2 separate regions of the Homo sapiens genome follow, and region 2 is linked to region 1. Evidence: chromatin contacts called from ENCODE POLR2A ChIA-PET data. All regions are on one chromosome and are shown on one strand. The core of a region is the stretch at or near the end of the contact, and the rest is flanking DNA. Distances in the headings are between cores, read along the strand shown.

What was found. ChIA-PET counts read pairs that join two places held with the same protein, here RNA polymerase II (POLR2A).
Region 2: POLR2A ChIA-PET joins it to region 1 with 26 read pairs in PC-9. The contact joins two enhancer-like sites. POLR2A ChIA-PET finds 5 or more read pairs at or near these places in 7 of 52 experiments (HEK293, MCF 10A, OCI-LY7 and 4 more).

The regions. Positions count from the first base shown.
Region 1 is chr16:4,206,222-4,210,073 of GRCh38, reverse strand. The region is part of intron 1 of SRL (sarcalumenin); the gene reads left to right. Among named protein-coding and RNA genes, the nearest start is that of SRL, 34 kb to the left of the region's middle. Within about 2 kb of position 1,677, at least 6 of the 41 ENCODE cell types and tissues checked have a DNase peak (open chromatin) inside an H3K27ac peak, as active enhancers do.
Region 2 is chr16:4,108,957-4,112,808 of GRCh38, reverse strand. The region is part of intron 2 of ADCY9 (adenylate cyclase 9); the gene reads left to right. Among named protein-coding and RNA genes, the nearest start is that of ADCY9, 5.6 kb to the left of the region's middle. Within about 2 kb of position 2,033, at least 6 of the 41 ENCODE cell types and tissues checked have a DNase peak (open chromatin) inside an H3K27ac peak, as active enhancers do.

The sequences.
Region 1 (3,852 bases), core at 428-2,927:
GTGCCAGGCCCTGGGAACACAGAATTAAATTGGATTCCTGCAAATCAGGAGCCAGGACCAGTACGGAGCTTGAGCCTGAAGAGAAGGCACGTGCAGGCAGGAGCTGAGATTCCAGCAGGAAGGGGTCCCCTGTGCCCTGCTAAGCACAGCATGGCATGGAAGCCTGGACAGGGACTGGGCAGTTCTGGGTTCCGGTCACCCATTAACTACCTAGTGGTGATGTATCTAGGGCAGGGCAAAGATCTCTGGACTTTCACTTATTCAGCTCTGAAATCTCTCTGACAGTCGTAAAGAAGGTTAAATGGCCATGCATATGAAAGTGCTGGGGGAAAAGTTGTATATTTCAATCCACGGGGCTCCTCTATAATAAAAGGCACCAAGCTTCACATCTTTCTGAGTTCGACAACAGGCTAGCTGTCTATGGGAACTAATGAGAAAATATTTGCTCCTGATCCCTGGAGGCCACCCAGCTTTTGGGGAACAAGGGTGGGTACCCTGAGGGAGAAGGGGTACTCCAAGAAGTGGCTTTTCTTTGTGGGAGGGAGAGATGGGAGTAGCAAGTGGTGGCCTGAGAGAGGGGGGTTGTCTGCATCCAGCAGATAGGTGGGGTACTCTTCCTCGGAGAGGGGCCTTGAGAGTCAAGGAAGAACAGAGGCTGCCTCAGCTGCTCCAAGGCAGGACACCTGTGGTCCCCTCATCTCCATGAGCCTGCAATGTCCCCCATAAACAGACCCTAGCCTGGGGGCAGGGGGCAGAGGGGTGGGCCTAATGGGCCCCATTTTCTTTTTTCTTTTTTTTTTTGAGATGGAGTCTCACTCTGTCGCCCAGCCTGGAGTGCAGTGGCGCGATCTCGGCTCACTGCAACCTCCACCTCCCGGTTCAAGTCATTCTCCAGCCTCAGCCTCCTGAGTAGCCGGGATTACAGGTGTGTGTCACCACACCCAGCTAATTTTTCATATTTTTAGTAGAGATGGGGTTTCACCATGTTGGCCAGGCTGGTCTCAAACTCCCAACCTCAGGTGATCTGCCTATCTCGACCTCCCAAAGTGCTGGGATTACAGGCATGAGCCACCACACTTAGCCTTTTCTGACCCCATTTTCCAAACATATTAAACTTGATCCTTGACAGAGGTCTCTGGCACAGATGAGGCCCCTACTCTTCTCTCTTCCTGGGCCCTCTGCTCTCTGGGTTAAGCTGCAGTCCCTTACAAGGGGATCCCCTTGGAAGGGGTTGGCCAGAGCCTTTGGGAAGCCAGGCCCGGCCTGTTTTAGATATCTCCTCCTCAGGCCATGTACCCTCTAATCTAAGGTAGGGGGGCCAGCAAATGCCTGCCCTTACTGGGACAGGGTTAGATGTGTGACTTAATAAGGTTGAGAGCCACAAGTAATCCCTTAAGCACCGTGCTGTGTAACCTAAGATTATCCGGCCTGCAAACACCTGTTTTCACTCCTTCGCTGAGAGCAGTATTAAAAGCCTGCTGGTTAATGACAGTAGGAACTGCCATGAGGTGGGATGCACAAGCATTTGTCCCTTCTTGGAAGCATCTCCAAGGTTGAGCCCAGCTGCACACGCCCGTGAGCAAGGTTGAGGGACTGGAAGGGCTCGCCCAACTTTCCCTCCATATACAGTCATCAGGACCAAGCCCGGAAGCTTGAAGGTCAGGGCCAGGGTCGCGGTGCGGGGGCGGTTCTCGGGTTAGCACAGCTGCTCACTTCGTTAGTGATGGACAACGGGTCAGTCCTTTAACTCCCTGATCCACAGCTTCTACATCTTGGGAGGGAGGCAGAATAACACCTATTCTGCTCGCTACGCACGAGGTAGTCCTGAAGACCCAGGTTGGTGGGCGTAACACTGCACACCAGGCCAACACCACATCCCAGAAGACGGGAGCTAGGTTATTATAGACTCTTGAGAAACAGAGCCGGTGCCAACCCTGTGAAACTGACCAATCATGTTCTAATCATTTAGAACTGCAAGTCTCCGCGTCGGGTGGCACAGAAGATGTTGGCAATTTGTTGGAGAATCATTTCTCTGCTGGAGACGCAAGTCTAGAGGAGAAAGAAAGGGCGCTTTATGCAGACACAGCCCCTCAAGACAAGAAACTGCTCCTTCACTACCCAGATGGCAGGGAGGCCGAGAGCCCCAAGAAGACCCCCGCGTCTGCCGCCAGCGCGGGCCCCGATCCTGAAGCCAGCCTCTCCAATGCCTCAGCCACAGAGTCACCTCCACCTGGGGAAAGGGACGACAGGGACGCTGCGGGGCCTGGGGAGGAAAAGAATGGCCCACCAGTGGCAAGCGCCCTCCCTCCAGGAGGGGCCAAGGGGCCTGTGGAAGAGGAGTGGCCGGAGCCCAGTTCTGGAGAGGGACAAGGAGAGGAGGAGACTGGGTTTGGGCTCCCCACGGAGGGAACTGCCAGTGGAGAGGCAGGAGGACAGGCTGGGGGCCATGAACTCCCCGAGGAAGTCCAGGAGGTCCAAGGGGACAGCCTGGTGCAGGGAGCAGTAGCAGGGACAGCAGAGCCAAAGGCAGAGGGGGCCTCTCCTCACTCAGAGGGTGATGGGGTCGGCCCACTGAACGCAGAGGCCGAGGGCAGCCCTGGGCCTGGCGAGGAGCCTGCAGTGCCAGAGGGAGCCCCTGACGTCGCGGCTGTTGGGGGAGAGTCGGAGCCAGATATTGACACACAAGCCAGTGAGGGCACCGAGGACCAGGGGGAGCCCGGCCCAGCTGCAGAGGCCAGTGCAGAGCCTGGGGGCGCCCAAAGCGTTAAGGCAGGGGACACTGAGGAGAACCAGTCCCCAGAGATGACTGAGGAGGACGCAGATGAAGCCTCCTCTGAAGAGGAAAGTGGTGATGGAAGTGGAAGCGAGGAAGAAGGAGGAGTTCCCTCCGAAGAGGAGTCCGAAGAGGACAGCGGCGATGGGGCTAGCTCAGAAGAAGCAGAGGGCGCCTCCGAGGAGGCCACGGAGCCCCAGGAGGCTGGGGAGCCCCAGGAAGCCAGGGAGCCCCAGGAAGGCGGGGATCTGCAGGAAGCCGAGGAGTCCCAGGAAGGCGGGGATCCCCAGGAAGCCGAGGAGCCCCAGGAAGGTGGAGCGCCACAGGAAGGCGGGGAGCCCCAGGAAGGTGGGGATCCCCAGGAAGCCAGGGAGCCCCAGGAAGCCAGGGAACCCCAGGAAGGTGCAGAGCTTCCGGAAGCCACAGGAACCACAAGTCACAGGGACAGAGGGGCCCAGCCTGGCCCGGAGGAATTGAATACAGAGTCCATGGGCAGTGAGACCCTGGATATGAAGGCAGAGGAGCCCGAGGAGGGACATCAGGGGGAGGGAGAGTCCCATCATTGTTGCCCAGGGTAGGAATTAATTCCCTAACAGCAACCCCGTCCCTTGGGCAGCTGCATTCTCCCTGGAAGTCTTGTGTGTAGGGGACAGGCAGGGACAGAAGGTGGCAGAGGGTGGCAGGCCCTTTTCACAGTCCCGGCCCGGGGAGGTGGCTTCAGGCTGTGCATTGGCCACTGGCCTCCAGCTTGGAGGGGCCAGTGAGAGGGGTCAGAGGGGCCCTGGTACTTCCGAGTCAGGGGCCCCAGAACCTCCCCTTAGGGTCCCTGATGCGCCGTAGCCCATGCCAGTGCCTCAGCCTAAAGGAGCAGCGAGCTAATGGAATGATTGGTGCCCCGGGGCCAGCGGGTGGAGGGACGTGCAGGGAATGGATGGGGGTGGGTTGGGAACTTCCCTGGTGATTCCCTTAGTGGGCTAGGACTGGGGTCTCCCCTTGAAGACTAGGCTGTAGGAAGCATTGCAGAACCAGGACTGAGGGGTCAGGATCATGAGATGAGAACTCAGGCTGTGACCGCTGTT
Region 2 (3,852 bases), core at 784-3,283, 98 kb after region 1:
AAACAGTCCTTATGTTTTACTAAAATCTTCAGGATTGAGGGGAACATCTGTTGTGGAAGTATGTAGAGAAAATAACACTGATTTTTTTTAAAAGCCTGCTTTTGTGAAGCTGTATTGTATTTTGTGGTCCCCACACACTGCATACTTAAACAGTTAAAAGCCTCAGGAAAGGGAATCCTCGGAAGAAGTAATTAATAGTTCCAATCAGAGATGGCAGAAGTAATAGTTTCAATCAGAGACGGCAGAAGTAATAGTGTCAGTCAGAGACGTCCAGTGGTTGAGGTAGGGCCTGCATAGGTCGTTGGTGTGAGATCATCCTATGTGTCCAGTTGGCATTCTCTTTCTCTGGCTTGTGATCTGAGCTCCTGTATCTTTTATGTATTTGTTCTCTGGCAAGGGAACATCATCTTTCTTCTGATTTTTCTTTATTTTACTAACTTTGCTGTTGAAGATTTTATGGATGTAGACGAAAACTATTTTCACCCGAGAATTCCCCTAACCTAGAGCACTTTAAGGACTATGTTAACAAGGTCAGAAACTACACTTTCTGTTCACTTGAAAGATGCTGCCGTGATGAGTGTCTTTCCGTTTAGGGCGGTGGCACTCGCTCTTGAGTCTGAAGGTGTCAGTGGACGGGGCTGTGGGTGTAACCCCCTGCTTGCCACCTTGGCATTTTTAGGGCCCAGGTGTTGTGAGCTCTGTCCTTGGAGACTGTGGGACGGTGGAGCTGGGCGGCAGTACGTTAAATTAAATATGTTGGCCCAGAGGACAATGAGAACGTTTTGTAAGCTGTACTTTGTATGCTGTATTACTCGAATTTCAAAAATGAAGAGGGTGTAATTATTAAATATGTTTGGAAATTGCCAAGTCATTGAATACCTATTTTGTGAATTTATGAGTAGTTTTATTTTTAAGTTTGTAGATCAGGGGTCTCAGACACAGAGCCAAAAAAAAAAAATGCTAGAGTGAGTTTGTGTTTTTTTTTTTTTAAACCTCAAATAGTGTAAATTTGGTAAATTAACTTTTCTTGACATTTGTGTACATTGTATATTTATAAAAGTTTTAGTACTGTAGGGAGTAGGGAAGATAGAAGGCTTAGCTTAGCTGCTGATTTTTTAAAAGTGATATTCTTTCCTTTAGCTCTTTCTCTGAGACCACGATTTTGTTTTCTTGAGCTCATTTTACAAACCTTTGTGGATAGGACTCCAGGAATAGAGTATGTCTACACAACTTCCTGGCCCTTTTGGAAACTGTCCTTACAAAGCTAAATTGAGATGACAGCACAGTTTGTAGAAGACCCTTTCACACACATAGTTAAGCTTATCTACATGTAAGATCGATTTTAGCCTCTGCCTTTGGGCTGGTGGCAGATGTTTTCTCTATACAATATTGGGTATTACGGGAGGCTGAGGCAGGAGAATTGTTTGAACCCGGGAAGAGAAGGTTGTAGTGAGCCGAGGCTGCGCCACTGCACACCAGCCTGGGCGACAGAGCAACTCTGTCTTAAAAAACAACAACAACAAAAACAAAAAAAACCCCAATACTGGGTGTATTAGCCTTTCCCTCTTACCCCCTTTTCTGATCCCAGGGTTAAAAAGCAGCCAGTAGCGGCCCTGCAGGAATGGGCATCCATAGAATGAGAAGGGGCTTCTAGAACTAGCCTGGGAGCACAGAAGGAAGCTCCTCTCATTCAAATTTATCCGAACAGGCTTTGCAGAAGGGTAGTTTCATGATTTCTGCACATTCCTTCACTCTGAAATCTGTGTCGTGCCCCTGGCACTGACTGTGCACCTGGCACTGTGGATGTGGAGCAGGATCCGTGATCGTGGAGCAGGATCCGTGATCGTGAGGTAGGAGGTGGGACTCGACTCCAGAGGCGGGGTTCAGATGCCAGACCGAATTGAGGACTAGCTGATACAGGGATGGGGCAGAAGCAGCGTTCTGCAAGGCACGCCCACCAGTGTGCCTTGTTAGTTTACTGTCGCCATGGCCACACCCGGAGTTACTGCCTCTTTCCATGGCCGTGACCTGACAACCCAAAAGCCACCACCCTTTTCCTAGAAGTGTCTGCCTAAGCCTACCTTTACTCTACAGGAAATTAAAAGTAGGTATAAGGTAAGGCTGGGCGCAGTGGCTCATGCCTGTAATCCCAGCACTTTGGGAGGCCAAGGCGGGTGGATCACCTGTGGTCATGAGTTGGAGACCAGTGTGGCCAATATAGTGAAACCCCGTCTCTACTAAAAATACAAAAATTAGCCTGGTGTGGTGGTGTGCGCCTGTAATCCCAGGTGCTCGGGAGGCTGAGGCAGAAGAATCGCTTGAACCCAGGAGGTGGAGGTTGCAGTGAGCTGTGATCATGTCCACTGCACTCCAGCCTGGGCGACAGCCTAGGCGAGACTGCGTCTCAAAAAAAAAAAAAAAAAAAAAAAAAAGTAGGTATAAGTATGATTGCAAAACTGCCCTGAGCTGCTACTTTCCGCCTTTGGGAAAGCCCAGCTCTGCAGGAGCAGTCATGGAGCCGTATAACACTGCCTGCCTCTTCAATAAAGGTGTTTTCTTTCCTGCCACCGGCTCACCCTTGAATTATTTCCTGGGCAAAGCCAAGAACCCTCTTGGGCTCGGCCCCACTTTGGGGCGCGTCTGACCTGCGTTAATAGTTCCCAACCTCCGTGAGCTCACAGTTAAAAATGTTGTGGAGTATGTTCGGGAGTGGGGAGCGCTTTAGAGGGGGCTCCTGCTGGAGCTGGGTCCTGAGATCAGGCTGTGGCTCTCCAGGTGGACAGAAGAGCACCAGGGCAGAGCGGAGAGGTGGGTATGGCTGGGCCCTGTGCTTCTCTGTGGGGGCGGACGATTGTTAGTTGTTCATCAGGACAAGGAAGGCCATGGGTAGCGTGGGAAGGAGTTTGCATTTGACCCCATAGGTGTCAGGGAACCACTCAACAGGGGGCTTAGGTGATCTGACTTGCAGTTTTAGAAAGTTCACTCTTTCAGAGCTAGTGAGTGTGGGTTGGAAAGAGATTAATGAGGTGTCGAGTAAATCCCAGGTAGGGGTGATGGTGGCCCAATCCAAAGTTACAGTAGCAGTGATGGAGGTGATGGGATCTGAGTGGCATTAGGAAGAGCAGCTTGATGGGACTGCAAGCCAGATTTAAACAAACGACTGGCAGGAGGGGAAGGGCTTGACCATGTGAATGGGAAATGGCATTTTAAGTTTCTGGAAGTGACTTGGCGACAATGTGGAGTCAGGAATGGGTGAGGGGCCTTTGAAGTTGCTATGGTATGAATGGAGAATGCAGGATGGACTTGCAGAGTACAGAGGCCCGGAACCCCTGGCTTGCTTACTCATTCAGCAAATCATTTACTCCGTGCCAGGCACGGTTCTGGGTTCTGGCAATACAGCCGTAAACAAAACAGACAACAATTCCTGCTCTTGTAATAGGGGACAAGAATTTTTAAGTCAATAATATAGGAGGATCGCTGGAGCCCACGAGGTCGAGGTTGCAGAGAGCCGTGATTGCACCACTGCATTCCAGCCTGGGCGACAGAGTGAGACCCTGTCTCTAAGAAACAAAAACCAGGCCTTCAAATAGGGGAGATCTAATAGAGGGGACAACAGGGGAGTCAAACCATAAATAAGTAAAATAGAAAAAGTGTTTTGTGAACAAACATAAAGCAGGAAGGGGATACAGCAGATGGGGTGTACGAGTGTGAGAAATCTTATCTAGGGTGGCCAGTCACTGGGAGAAGGTTGCAGGAATTTTTAGCATACTGCTAGGATTTTGGAAATAATCTAAAAAGTGAGGGGCCAGGCATGGTGGCTCATGCCTGTAATCTCAACACTTTGGGAGGCCG